Regions from separate parts of the Homo sapiens genome. Here all the other regions are linked to region 3. Evidence: chromatin loops called from intact Hi-C (ENCODE). Cell type or tissue: MCF 10A. All regions are shown on one strand. Links, peaks and the distances in the headings refer to the core of each region. The heading gives the core; the rest is flanking DNA.

Evidence for each region. Peaks named below come from ENCODE experiments on the same cell type or tissue, not always from the same donor. Only the 100,000 strongest peaks of a DNase experiment are listed, where the experiment ranks them.
Region 1: it touches region 3 in a loop (6-fold over the local background); 5 of 110 quality-filtered maps call a loop at or near these places.
Region 2: it touches region 3 in a loop (9-fold over the local background); 5 of 110 quality-filtered maps call a loop at or near these places.

The regions. Positions count from the first base shown.
Region 1 is chr19:43,208,850-43,213,830 of GRCh38, reverse strand. It overlaps LOC284344 (a long non-coding RNA gene), which reads left to right. Exons shown (of 9, transcript NR_033888.1): 9 at 1,356-2,040. Among named protein-coding and RNA genes, the nearest start is that of PSG4, 5.7 kb to the right of the region's middle. In MCF 10A, for the core only: a CTCF peak has its summit at 2,842 (motif pointing right); a DNase peak (open chromatin) is centred at 2,840.
Region 2 is chr19:43,422,956-43,427,936 of GRCh38, reverse strand. No RefSeq gene overlaps it. Among named protein-coding and RNA genes, the nearest start is that of TEX101, 11 kb to the right of the region's middle. In MCF 10A, for the core only: CTCF peaks have their summits at 1,918 (motif pointing left) and 2,118; DNase peaks (open chromatin) are centred at 1,626 and 2,086.
Region 3 is chr19:43,268,354-43,273,334 of GRCh38, reverse strand. It overlaps PSG9 (pregnancy specific beta-1-glycoprotein 9), which reads left to right and starts at 3,805. Exons shown (of 6, transcript NM_002784.5): 1 at 3,805-3,967. The coding sequence starts at 3,904. In MCF 10A, for the core only: a CTCF peak has its summit at 2,041 (motif pointing right); no DNase peak of the experiment used is centred there.

The DNA of each region.
Region 1 (4,981 bases), core at 1,356-3,855, 60 kb after region 3:
TTAATGCTTATTAGCTGGGAGTATTGGAATTATCTAGGGAAATTTTTCAGCATACATGAGCCTATACTTTCCTGGCCCTATTCATTAATGGCCTCCACAAAGACCTCAGTAATCCTGCTGAGAAACACAAGCTACATGGAAAAGCCACTTTATTTGATATGTAAAATTATATGAAAAGCATTTTCAAATCATAAGTGGTAAAGGATGCTAAACTTTCTCTATGTTATATTAATGGATATGTTACTGATATGATTGTTCCAGAAATTGTATGAGATTCCTAGAAATTAAATATGTTATCAGCCATAATGTCATATACCACAGAAGTAACTTTTTTTGTGAGCTGTGTTATCATAATGAATTATCATCAGAGTTTAAACCATAGTCATTTAAAATCTTTGTCATTCACAGATGTTGTTTTTATTCTTCCTCAAAGCATTTCCAATCAGCTACAGTCCAAAACTGCTTCCTTTTCAAGGAGATTTATGGAAAAGATGCTGACAAGAACTCTTTAATACAAGTTTCTGATAACTTTCAGATTATACCACTGGACTGTCTAAGAACTTCCAAAACTTTAAGAAACAGGCTGATATCTTCTTAAAATTCCCAGCCTATACCAAGCAGGAAAAACACTGATTTCATTGAAACAATTGATAATAATGAGGATAATGTTTTTATGATTTTTGTTTGAAAATTTGCTGATTCTTTAAATGGTTTGTTTTCTAGATTTATGGAATTTTTTTCTTTTAATCTATCTATAGCTTATAGCAGTTCAATAAACTATACTTCTGGGAACTGTAATTGAAACATTTACTTTTGCTCTCTACCTGACTGCCCCAGAATTGGGCAACTATTCATGAGTATTGATATGTTTATGGTAATACAGATATTTGCACAAGTACAGCAACAATCTGCTCTCTTTGTAACAGGACACATTTCAAATCATTGGTTATATTACCAAGGCTTTGACTGGGATGTTATATTTAAGAATATAGACAGAATGAACCAGTATGAACTGCAGGCAAAGTCTAAACTCAGCCTTGGTTTGGCTTCCTATTCTCAAGAGGTTTGTAAAAGTTTAATCTGAGATTCCTTATAAAAACTTAGAGCAAAGAAAAATTTTAAAAGAGATCCTACATGGTCCATTGCTACTCTTGCTGCACTTATGTAAAGAATCAGACCACGTTTGAAGAAACTCAACCTATTTTGCAAACAAATTTATTCTACTGAAATTATCATTGGTAAAACTAGAGATGCCCATAGAGAGAAAAATAATGTGGAAAATAAAAACCGTAGTACACCGGTTATGAGATTGCAACTTTGTTCATTGTTTCTGTGTTTTTATTATCTACCTGTAGACTGGATATTACCCTGAATTCTACTAGTTCCTCCAATTCCATTTTCTCCCATGGAATCACGAAGAGCAAGACCCACTCTGTTCCAGAAGTCCTATAAGCGGGAGGTGGACAACTCAATGTAAATTTCATGGGAAAACCCTTGTACCTGAAGCGTGAGCCACTCAGAACTCACCAAAATGTTCGACACCATAACAACAGCTGCTCAAACTGTAAACCAGGACAACAAGTGGATGACTTCACACTGTGGACAGTTTTTCCCAAGATGTCAGAACAAGACTCCCCATCATGATGAGGCTCTCACCCCTCTTAACTGTCCTTGCTCATGCCTGCCTCTTTCACTTGGCAGGATAATGCAGTCATTAGAATTTCACATGTAGTAGCTTCTGAGGATAACAACAGAGTGTCAGATATGTCGTCTCAACCTCAAACTTTTACGTAAAATCTCAGGGGAAATGTGGCTCTCTCCACCTTGCATACAGGGCTCCCAATAGAAATGAATACAGAGATATTGCCTGTGTGTTTGCAGAGAAGATGGTTTCTATAAAGAGTAGGAAAGCTGAAATTATAGTAGAGTCCCCTTTAAATGCACATTGTGTGGATGACTCTTGCCATTTCCTAAGAGATACATTGTAAAACGTGACAGTAAGACTGATTCTAGCAGAATAAAACATGTACCACATTTGCTAATACTGTTCTCTTAAAATAATTTTAAAAGAATGGGGTGGGCCCTCCCATGTGTTTAGGCCAGGTCTCTGAACACAATCCTCCATCTGCAGTAACAATGCCTAAGAAGATGACATGGACTTTGTCCCGATATGCAGCCATTCCTGTATACCCTTCCCCTGCTGCAGGGCCGTACCAGCCCAGGGCCCAAATCTTCAGCTGCAGAGCTGAGACAGAACATGGGATACCCAGCATCCCTTACCTTCTTCCAGTTCACTGCAGTGGCTACTGGCATGGCCCATTTATCCCTGAGGACACCCATCTGCTGACCCACAGTTTCTAAGAGTCAGACTTTCCTGGCTTCTCTGAGCCCCAGCTACTTTCACTCTGCTGAATCCTTCTTCTCCCCACAGGTGTCATTGACTTAGCAGACACCTCTTTCAGCTGCAGCTAACAGGTAAGCCAAGACCCAGACCCCAGAGGATAAACAAGGATTTCAAAACCTACTGTGTCCAATGGAGATGCCCACTTGTGGGCGGCAAGCCACCCAGGTGCCGAGGCAAGAGACCGAGGACACCAGCTGTTCCAGTATAATAAAATATAAAAGAAGAATAGTTATACCAGATATAGATCTTAGATATGATTATATATGAATATTATTAATCATTAGTTGGTAGCATTGCTCTTTATTCCAATATTATAATAATCTTTGGTCTATAATCATAACCTAGGAAAAGCCAGGCCATACAGCGATAGGAGCTGGGGAGACATAGTGAGAAGTGACCAGAAGACAATAGTGCGAGCCTTCTGTTACGCCCAGACAGGGCCACTAGAGGGCTCCTTGGTCTAGTGGTAACGCCAGCGTCTGGGAAGATGCCGGTTTCCAGGCGAACCATGATGTCGTGGTAGCCTCAGTGTCGAGGAAAAACACCCACTACTTAGCAGACCGGGAAAGGGAGTCTCCCTTTCCCCGGGGGAGTTTAGAGAAGACTCTGCTCCTCCACCTCTTGTGGAGGGCTTGACATTAGTCAGGTCAACCCGCAGTTATTCAGAGGCCTGTCTCCCTGTGATGCTGTGCTTCAGTGGTCACACTCCTAGTCCACCTTCATGTTCCATCCTGTACAACTGGCTCTGCTGTTTAGTTAGCAGTAGCAAATTAGTGAAAGTACTAAAAGTCTCTAATAAGCAGAAATAATGCTGTAAGCTCTCTCTCTTTCTCCTCTCTCTCTCTGCCTTGGCTGCCAGGCAGGGAAGGGCCCCCTGTCCAGTGGACATATGACCCATGTGACCTTACCTATCATTGGAGATGGCTCACATTCCTTATCCTGCCCCTTTGTCTTGTATCCAATAAATATCAGCACAGCTTGGCATTCGAGGCCACTAACGATCTCCGCATCTTGGTGGTAGTGGTTCCCCAGGCCCAGCTGTCTTTTATCTCTTTGTCTTGTGTCTTTATTTCTACAATCTCTTGTCTCCACACATGGGGAGAAAAACCCGCCGACCCTGTGGGGCTGGTCCCTACACCCACTGTACAGAGACAAAGAAATAGAGATGTATACAACTCCCCAACAACATTGTATCACAAAACAACATCCTCTCTGCCCCTCATCATGGAATTCACTGTCTCTCACCACGTGGGCAGGTGCTTCCAGGGTCTCACAATTCTTCCACAAGAGGCAATGCACACTTTAACATAGCACTTCAGCAAATAAAGTGGTGAGAGTTTACCTACTTAGATAAAGTTTCTTAAAAGGTTCTCCCAAATTTCCCCCTGAAGAAGACAGAAAAGGCTTTCCCAATGGTGAAACATTGGCCTCCCCACCTTTCAGAAAAGGAACACTGAATAGCCACAATAATCTTGCCAAAATAAATTGTAGGCTTGAACTTTACTTGAAACCTCGCAAAGGAGTACAATTATTAAAACAGAAGCTGCTGGCAAAAGAATGGACATAAAGACAAATGGGATAGAATTGAGAGTCTAGAAATAAACCCTCACACTTATGATCAATTACTCTTTGAAGAGGGTGTCAAGACAATTTAATGGATTAACAATTCTTCTTTCAAATGATAGTGCAGAAACTAGATAACCACATGCAAAACAGTTAATTTAAATAACTCTACCTCCCACCATATGAAACAATTCTCTAAAAAATTGATCAGTGAGTTAAATATAAGACCTATAACCATAAAAACATCTTAAAATAGACACAGAGGTACATACTGATGACCTCAAATGTGCCATGGATTCTTAGATATGATACAAAAGCATGAGTAACAAGAAAAAAAGATAAATTGGGCTTTATCAAGATGTGAGCCTTTTGTGCATCAAAGGAAATTATCAAGAAAATATTTAATAGACACCGAATGAGAGAAAATACTTGCAAACCACATATAGGCAGTTTTCATGTCCAGATAATATCAAGAACTAGCTACAACTCAATAAAGAAAGGACAAATCATCCAATTTATAAATGGGCAAAAGACTCAAATAGACATTTCTTCAAAGAAGATATACAAATAGTCAAGAAGGACATGAAAAGATACTCAACATCAATAGTCATTAGGAAAATACAAAGTCAAAGCTGCAAGGAGACACCACATCACACCTACAAAACTGGCTAACATTCTTTTAAAATGTTAAATAACAAGTAGCAGTATTATGTAGAATTTGAAATCTTCATACATTGCTGGTGAGAATATAAAAGGTACAGCCACTAGGAGAAACAGTTTTGCTGTTTCTCAAAAAGCTAATCACAGAATTCTCATTTGAAACAACACCCATTCCTAGGTATATACCCAAAAAATTAAATCCAGGGACTCAAACAGGTACTTGCATGGGAATGTTGATTGCAGCATTATTCACAAAAGATAAAATATGAAAACAATCCAAGTGTTCATCAACACATGAATAAATAAATATGGTGACACATACAACAGAATGTTAATCTGCCATAAAGAGGAATG
Region 2 (4,981 bases), core at 807-3,306, 150 kb before region 3:
GACGATAAAGTTACAAGAAAATAAAAAAATTAAAATAAACATGTCATGAAATCAGCGTATCTATTAATGGTTGACTTTCTTGCAAAGACTACCAGAGAAACCCATTGATCACGCAAAGTAAGAGTTTATAAGGCCAATTGCAGCAAGGGAGAACAAAGTTCGGTGGTGTCTCAACAGTGTCACAAAGGGGAAAATGATGTAAGGGTATTTGAGGTAATTCTTTAAAGCAAGGAACTGACTAAAATTGGGCAAAGGGCTGGGTGCGGTGGCTCACGCCTGTAATCCCAGCACTTTGGGAGGCTGAGGCAGGCGGGTCACCTGAGGTCAGGAAAGAACCTAGGAGGCGGAGGTTGCAGTGAGCCGAGATCATGCCACTGCACTCCAGCCTGGGCGACAGAGCGAGACACTATCTCAAAATAAAATAAAATAAAATAAAATAAAATAAAATAAAATAAAATAAAGTAAAATAAAATAAAATAAAATAAAATTGGATAAAAAGTATGAGACGATAGTTTAGAATTGGTGAACACAACAGAATGGAGGTCTTGAGAGAAGTCTTGAGAAGCAAACTATTGTCTGATAAGTGAGCTTTTTGCCCAGTTGAGCCATGTGTTGAGAGGAGAGCTATATGCCCAGGTGAGCAAATTGTTTGCCTAGATAAATTTTTTTTTTTTTTTATTTTCCTGAAGCAAACAATGAGTTCTTTATTGTTTTACAGTCTTATCCTTCCAGGCAAGGCTTTTTTGAAAGTCAAACAAACAGGTAAGTCATGTTGAAATACATGATCTCAGTTCTCATATCTAATAGAATTTAAGATACCTACCTCATTAAATAATCAATGAATGCATTTTCTTAGCTGTATCAGAAAAGTATTATTTTATATCTGATTATTCAAGCCAGGATCCAAGCAAGGTCCACAAATTGCATTTGATTTTGTGTGTTTAAGTTCCTCTTAAACTATAGCTTCCCTTACTTTTTTTTCTTCTTCTCTCAAATTTATGTTTTGACAAAGTTAGGTCATTGTCTTGCAGCTTCCATAATCTGGATTTTGCTAGTTCCATCCCCACAGGCATTTAACATGCTCTTTTCTCCTCTAAGTTCCTTTCAATTTGGTAGTTAGAACTGATGCACGCTGAGTGCAGTGGCTCACACCTGTAATCCCAGAAATTTGGGAGGCCCAGGTGGGAGGATCGCTTAAGCCCAGAAGTTTGAGCACAGCCTGAGTAACATGGTGAGACTCTGTTTCTACGAAATTAAAAAAAAAATTAGCCAGCTCTGGTGGTGCGTGCCTGGAGGCCCAGCTACCCAGGAGCCTGAGATGGGAGGATCACTTGAGCCCAGAAAGTAGAGGCTACAGTGAGCTGCGTTTGTGCCGCTGCACTCCAGCCTGGGTGACAGAGCAAGACCCTGTCTCAAAACAAAACAAAACAAAAACAAACAACAACAGCAACAAAAACAAAACAAAAAAACTGATGCAGGATGGACAGGCCCCCAACATGATGCTTAGGCTGGGAGGGTTCTTGGCTTTGACCGGGAAAGAATTCAAGGGCGAGCCCCGGGTATTAGGCAGTAATCTTTTATTGAATGGTACTGCTCCTTGCTGAGCAGGGATAACTCATTGGCAGTGTGCCCAGAGTTGGCAACCTGTGAACCCTTGGCAACTACATTTATATTCTCTTATAGCCACTTCAATTACATGCAAATTAAGGTGTGGATTAATGCAAATTAAGGAGTGAGTTATTTAACAAGTTTCCAGGAAAAGGGCAGCAACTTCCAGATCATTGCCATAGAAATGGGTGGTAACTTCTGGGTCGTTGCTATGGCGTTTATAAACTGTCATGGTGCTGGGGGCAGTGTCTTGAGCTAATGAGCAATGAGGGCAGCTAGGGTCACTTTTGCTGTCATCTGCTGGTTTTGTCCAGTTTCTTCACTTTATCCTGTCTGGACTAAATCCTGTTTTAGTCAGCAGCGTTGTGACCAGAAAACAAGTCTTGTCGATCTCCTAAACTACTGATCTAAGCTATTCAGCTTTTAAAAACGTGGCAAACAGCAATTTAGTGGGTCTCCCACTGCCAATTTTGTCTTCCTCCAGACTATTCTCAACATAGCAGCTAGAGGGCTCCTTAGACAAGAGAAGTCAAAACATCGTATCACACCCTGACATAAACTAACTTTTTCTTCTTTCTTTTCTTTTCCTTTTCTCTTCTCTTCTCTTTCTTTTCCCCTCCCTCCCTCTGCACTGCCCCCTCCCTCTCTCCCTTCCTTCTTTCCTTCCTTCCTTCCTCCCTTCCTCCCTTCCTTTCTCTCTCTCTCCCCTCCCTCAATCTCTCTGTCTTTCTTTATTTTTTAAACAGAGTCTCACTCTGTCACCCAGGCAGAGTGCAGTGGTGGGATCAAAGCTTACTTCAGCCTCAACCTCCCAGGCTCAAGCAGTCCTCCTGCCTCAGCCTCCTCAGCAGCTGGGACCAAAGGTGCATGCCATCATGCCCAGCTAATTTTTAAAAATTTTTTGTAGAAATGAGGATCTTGCTATGTTGCCTAGGCTGGTCTCAAACTCCTGGACACAAGCTATCCTCCCACTCTGGCCTCCCAGAGTGCTAGGATTGATTACAGGCATGAGCCACCACACCTAGCCTGATCTAAACTCTCTAACAACTTCCAAATTCACCTGGCATAAAAGCCAGAGTCAGTGCAGTTGCCTATGAGCTCCCTGAGATCTGTATTCCCGTTACCTCTGACCACATCTCCTAAGATGCTCTTCCTCATTTCCTCTGCTCCAGTCACCCTGGCCTAGTTGCTGTTTCTTGGGATCTCATGCAGGTGCCCACCCATAATATATGCATTCCAGTTTTTCTATATCCCTGCCAACACCTGTATACTGGAAACAGCACAACAATGCTGAAGGAAATTTCACACTGTGAAATAATACTGTGTCTTCTTCCCCATTCATAGCATATATCTTTTCATTTATTTCAGCACTGTTGTGAAATAAATGAAAAGATATATGGTATGAATGGGGAAGAAGACACAGTATTATTAATGTCGCTGGAAAAAGGGGTCTTGATCCAGACTCCAAGAGAGGATTTTTGGATCTTATGCAAGAAAGAATTCAAGGTGAGTCACAGAGTGCGGTGGCAACAGAGTTGCTCATTAGTTACACAGTAGGGTTGCCTCAGAAAGCAAGAGAAAGAATGCGCTGTCTTTTTAAAAATTATTATTATTATTTTTTGAGACAGAGTTTCACTCTTGTTGCCCAGGCTGGAGTGCAATGGCGCGATCTCGGCTTACCACAAACTCTGCCTCCCAGATTCAAGCGATTCTCCTGCCTCAGCCTCTCGAGTAGCTGGGATTATAGGCATGCGCCACCACGCCCGGCTGATTTTGTATTTTTAGTAGAGACCGGGTTTCTCCATGTTGGTCAGGCTGGTCTTGAACTTCTGACCTCACGTGGTCTGCCCGCCTCAGTCTCCTAAAGTGCTGGGATTACAGGCGTGAGCCACCGCACCCGGCCGCATTGTCCTTTTTTAAAAACTCTTCTTATACAGGGGTCTTATCTATATAAAAGCTAAGCTAAGTTATGTCTATGTGTGAGTGGGCTGACAGCATGACAAAATTTATTATTTTGCTGATTTAAGGAAAGTTATCTGCCAGGTGCAGTGGACCATGCTTGTAATCCCAGCACTTTGGGAGGCCAAGGTGGGAGGATCGCTTGAGCCCAGGAGTTTGAGACCAGCCTGGGCAACACGGTGCGGTCCTGTCTCTACAAAAAAAATACAAAAATTAGTGAGGTGTGGTGGCTCTCGCCTGTAGTCCCAGCTACTGGAGGGTGGGGGTGGGAGGTGGGAGGATTGCTTGAGCCGGGGAGGCAGAAGTTGCAGTGAACTGAGATCATGTCACTGCGCTCCAGCCTGGGTGACAGAGCGAGACCCCATCTCCAAAAATAATAAATAAATAAATAAATAAATAAATAAATAAAAGTTATTCTTGGCATTTTAGTGCATAAGTACACCAAAGCATGACTCTGTCTTGAAAGTATATATTGTTATGTGATATTGGGACATCTGGACATTCTTCTGTCACAGGAGTTTGTCCTTGCAGGCATTAATAAACTGCTTCTTTAGCTGTAAACATCTTATGACCGTGGGTTGTGATTGGCAAAGAGCGTACCTTGCTAGTTTTACGACAGGGTTGATTTTAAAATGGTGTCACCCTGGCTCTCCTATGCTCCTGTTTCCTTAACGTTAAGATGTCAATTCTCCTCAAACAATCCCAATCAAAATCCTTGCAGGATTTTTGTAGTAATTGACAAGATGATTCTAAAATTCATTTGGAAATGCAAACGACTTAGAATAGCAGTGACAACAACAACAACAAACAAACAAGCAATAACAAACTTGGCTAATGTATAATATATAATACTAAAAGCATATTTCATAAAGTTGATAAATTGGACTTCATTAAATTAAAAACCCATGCTCTGCTGGGTGCGGTGGCTCATGCCTATAATCCCAGCACTTTGGGAGGCCAAGGCAGGTGGATTGCCTGAGCTCAGGAGTTCGAGACCAGCCTGGACAACACAGTGAAACCCCATCTCTACTAAAATACAAAAAATTAGCCTGGTATGGCAGTGTAAGCCTGTAGTCCCAGCTACTCAGGAGGCAGAGGGAGGAGAACTGCTTGAACCCGGGAGGTGAGGGTTGCAGTGAGCCGAGATCGCGCCACTGCACTCCAGCCTGGGCGACAGAGCTAGACTCCGTCTCAAAAACAAACAAACAAACAAAAAAAACCGTGCTCTGTGAAAGACACTAAGAGAAGAAAAGGACAAGGCAGAGTAGAAGAAAATATTTTAAAATGATATACCTGTTAAGGAATTTGCATTTGTAATATGCAAATATGAAACATACTCAAAACTCAATAATAAAATAAACATCACGATAAAAAAGAGCCATCCATTTGAAGAGGCATTTTATGTTATTTAGAT
Region 3 (4,981 bases), core at 781-3,280:
CCAGATAATATAAAGAACTAGCTACAACTCAATAACAAAAGGACAAACCATCCAATTTATAAATGGGCAAAAGACTCAAATAGACATTTCTTCAAGGAAGATATACAAATAGTCAAGAAGGACATGAGAAGATACGCAACATCATTAGTCGTTAGGAAAATACAAAGTCAAAGCATCAATGAGACACGACAACTCACCTACAAAACTGGCTACCATTCTTTTAAAATGTTAAATAACAAGTACCAGTATTATGTAGAATTTGGAATCTTCATACATTGCTGGTGAGAATATAAAAAGGAGAAACAGTTTTGCTTTTCCTCAAAAAGCTAATCATAGAATTCTCATTTGAAACAACTTCCATTCCTAGGTATATACCCAAAGAATTAAATCCAGGGACTCAAACAGGTACTTGCATGGGAATGTTGATTGCAGCATTATTCACAAAATATAAAATATGAAAACAATCCAAGTGCTCCTCAACACATCAATAAATAAATATGGTGACACATACAACAGAATGTTAATCTGCCATAAAGAGGAATGAAGCTCTGATACCCACTGGAACATGCATGGACTTTGGAAATATTATGCTAAGTGAAATATGTCAGAAACAAATTAACGTAAGTGTATAATTCCATTTATATTAGACATCAAGAATAGGCAAATTCATAGAGACAGAGTAGAGATGATCAAAGTCTAGGGTGGAACATACAAGGAGGTATTGTTTAAAAGATACAAAGTTTCAGTTTAAAATGATAAAAATTTTCTAGGGAAAATAGTGGTGATGGTAATTTAACACTGTGTATGTGGTTAATTTCACTTGATTGTGCATTTTAAAGTGGTTGAAATAGCACATTATTCACAGAACTGTGAAAAATAGATTTCTATTATATCGTTCACCCAAGCTAAGGTGTTTGTTATGGCAGCTGAAGCCCATGAATACATCATCTGACCCAGTGTGTCAATGAAACACATCAGTATTTCAATCAAATTAGCTGGAAGCTCCTGTCCCCAGGAGAATCAAAGGCCCCAAAACAAGAGCTCCAGCAAGGGCTCAACCAGCACAGGTCCCATAGGGCAGCCTCAATGTCAGGCCCTGGATGGCATGTGAGGCAACAGCAATACAACCACAACGTGAAAATGTAAGTATTTTTACTACTTCCAGACACTAGGGAGCACTCGGCACACCTGGAGACCACAGACACAGTGGTCAGTGACCCCATGCAGGGAGGAGAGAAGAGACCTGTAAGCGAATGGCTTTATTAAGTCCAGGGTGTTATCTGACAGGTTTCCAGCAGGGAGCTTTAATGGATGTGTTCAAAGCAAGCAGCAAACACTGGGACCAGGAGCTCACGCTGTGACTGAGAGGTAGTCACTTTAAATGTGAGGGCGAATGTCAGAATTATCAGTTTAAAGAAAGCAGCTTGAGAGAGGGGAGCCCAGCACACCAAGCAGGAGAGATGCCTCTAAGATTTTATCTCTGGACACCAACTGGAGCCACTTGAACCAGACACAGTATTGAAAACTACCATGGTGACCAAGCCCTGCCTCTGATTTGAGGCAAATAAACTTACACCTTAAAAAATGAATGCCAAGGCAACATGACACTATGAGCATCATGACATCCAGGGACACCAGCAGGGTGTGGTACTGTGCCCTGGAGTCAGAATCCTGGGTTCTGGTCCCTGGGAGTGAGAAAATGAAAATGACTTGTCCTTGCCCCCCTGACGTTGATCTTCCCACCCTGCTGCTCCCTCTTCTGCTCTCAAACCCATGTGCAGTGCTCAGCCCCAGGCATCACTGCCCCCAGGGTATTCACAGTGTTGCCTACTGCACACAAACACAAACTCACAGAAGGTGACAAAAATCTGCGTTTGGGACATCTGATTGTGAAAGAGGGATAACAGTGAACGTAGAGCCACAGAGACTGGGACTCACGGGGCTGGAAGGTGAAGGAGCTGTAACATAACATATGTGTGACCTCGTGTGAAGTGGAATAAAACATGCAGCCTGGCCTGGGATTGCTGCCGTTCACACTTCCCTCCCTGTCCACCAGAGGGCGACAGAGTCCCTCCCAGCCTGGAGCCTTCCCAGGGGATGCCAACCTCCCTCAGCGGAACCCACAGCCCAGCAGGGTCCACCCTCACCAGGGTCACTTCGGCCCAAGTCCTCAGCACCCTCCATGCTCCCCACACGGACTCTGTCAGTTCCTCCCTGACCTGGCGGCCGCCAACCTAACACCACTCCCTCTGCAGGGAGCTCCTGCCCCACACACCTGCTCCTTCCCTGGGCCCAGCTAAAGGCATCTCCCAGGGCAGCGCTGGTGCACGCGACGCCACACTGGGCGCTTTCCCCTCGTGAACTCTCTCCATCCTCATCAACTCTTTCTGTCACTGCTCCCTAAATGCCTGCCCCTGCTCCATCTGTCCTGTTCTCTGGGGCTTCCCAGGCCAAGCCTAGCGCCGACACAGAACAGCGGCTGCCTGAGGGCCCACAGCCTCCCCGGGAATCAGCCAGGCACCCTGTCACCTGCCTGCCCCCTGCACCCCAGGGGGCTCAGAGAGCGTGTGATGGTCATTCACAGGTACCATCCGGGATGTGGCCACCTACCCCCAGCTGTCCCTTGGGAAGACAGACCTCTCCTGTGTACTTGCGTGGAGAAGGGCGGTGTTATTGCTCTTTGCTCCCAGAACACAACTCACCCCCACCCGCCCTCTCAGGTGTGAGCAACGTCCCTCCAGAGAGCCTCTCTGGTCACTGCCTGTTCCTCCTCTACAGACAGCAGCTTGGCCAGGTCAAAACCCTCAGGACAGACCCCTGGGTGTGTCAGCACATGGAGGGCTGAGCCCATCATGGCCACGGAGTAAGTCGGGATGAATCTCTCCAGCTCTGAACCCCTGCTCTGTCCCAGGCTCCCCCTCCTGCGTCTCAATGAGCCATGTCCCGCGGGGTTCCTGGGTAACTCCCCACTTCCTCCTGCACCACCACGGGGAAGGTGTGGTGACCACAGGACAATCAGCTGGGCAGAGAAGAGAGGACATCAAAGATGGTCAGGGAGAACATGAGAAACCCTGAGCTCCAGCTCAGCCGCCAGACCCCAGGGAGCCATAGACTGACAGAGAACTGTCCCTTTGACTATGGGACTCACAGCCCCCACTGAGCAACCAGCACAGGCCTCTCCTCCTAAGAGGCATGAGAGATTCACCCTGCACACCTCCAGGAAGGACAGTTTCCTCTGGGACACCCAGGTCCTGAAAGTCCATCCTTGGAAGCTGCAGTCAAGCTTGACACGATTAGAGAAAGGAAGGGTCCCTCTCACCAGGCAACACACAGCTCACCCACAGCACAATGGGGTGTCACTGTGACAGGGACCTGGTGCATCTCCAGCCTCCTGCACTGAAGGGGAGAGCCAGATGGGGATGAAAGAGGGTAAAAGGCATGAATGTGCACCCCAACCCAGAGCCATGGGGACAGCAGGAGGCTGAGGCCCAGGACTGTGCTTGCCCAACCTGCAGGGTATGTGCCTGACTGTGTGGGTCTGTGTGTGTCTCTTCTGTGTGTGTGTGTGTGTGTGTGTGTGTGTGTGTGTGTCTGCACAAAGTGTGTGTTGAGGTTTGGTGAAAGAATCACTGCTGAAAAAGGCAGAGGCCTCCACAACTCCCAGGGACCTGAAACACAGACAAAAGGAAAAACAGAAGGAGGGACAAGGAGGCAGGACTGAGAGAGAAGGGGACAGAGAGGTGTCCTGGGACTGACCCCGCCCATGAGCTTGAGAAGTGCTCCTGCCCCGGGAAGAGGCTCAGCACAGAAGGAGGAAGGACAGCACAGCTGACAGCCGTGCTCAGACAGCTTCTGGATCCCAGGCTCATCTCCACAGAGGAGAACACACAGGCAGCAGAGACCATGGGGCCCCTCCCAGCCCCTTCCTGCACACAGCGCATCACCTGGAAGGGGCTCCTGCTCACAGGTGAGGAGAGAACTTCCTGGGAGAGGACAGGGGGAGGAAGCGGAGTGACTGGATGGGGTCTCCTGGAGAGGATGGGGTTGTAAAATAAAAGAAGCCAGCTCTTAGGGAGGCTGAGGTGGGTGGATCACGAGATCAGGAGTTCAAGATCAGTCCGGCCAATGCAGTGAAGCCCAGTCTCTCCTAAAAATATAAAAAATTAACCAGGTATGGTGGTGTACTCCTGTAATCCTAGCTACTCGGGAGGCTGAGGTGGGAGAATCATGTGAACCCGGGAGGCAGAAGTTGCAGCTAGCCGAGATACCGCCACTGCACGCCAGCCTGGGCGACAGTACGAGACTCCGTCTCAAAAAAAAAAGAAAAAAAGGAAAGAAGGCTCTGTTGCAGCCTGGATAGGGGAAAATACACCAGAGAGGGACAGGGGTCAAAAGAGGAAAGTCACATTGAACCGGAATTGGTAAGAGGTAGGAAAATCTTAAGTGTTCTGTTTTCCTGATTAATCATCCGGGGCCACCACATTTTGAAAAATGATAATAATAACTATATCAGATGACACTTCAAATAAAAATATAAGCAGGACATGAAACACTATCCTCAGCAAAAAACCTCAACAATTGGGGGAAAAAAAAACACCCAGGGCATGGAGGGCCCTGAGAACTCTCACATCTACAGGAGTCTGCAGCCTGTCCCAGGCACTGGGGTGCAACCAGGATCACAAAAGTCCCTGTCCTCACGGAGCTCACGCTGTCATGGGGAGGAAGACAGACATGCGAAGAGATGTAGAATGTGAGATCAGGTGTTGACAAGAACCCTGGAGGGAGCAGAGCAGGGAAAGGTCAGAAAGGGAAGACCCAGGGTCTCTGAAGGAGGTGTCAGGAAAGAAGTCTAAGGATGCCCTGATGTGAGCAGGACCTGAGGGCAGTGTGGAGGGGGCCGTGTGGACCCCTGGGGAAGAGGATTCCAAACAGAAAAATGCCAAGGTCAGAAGTGTTGAAGGAATGGGGGTCATGCTGCTGA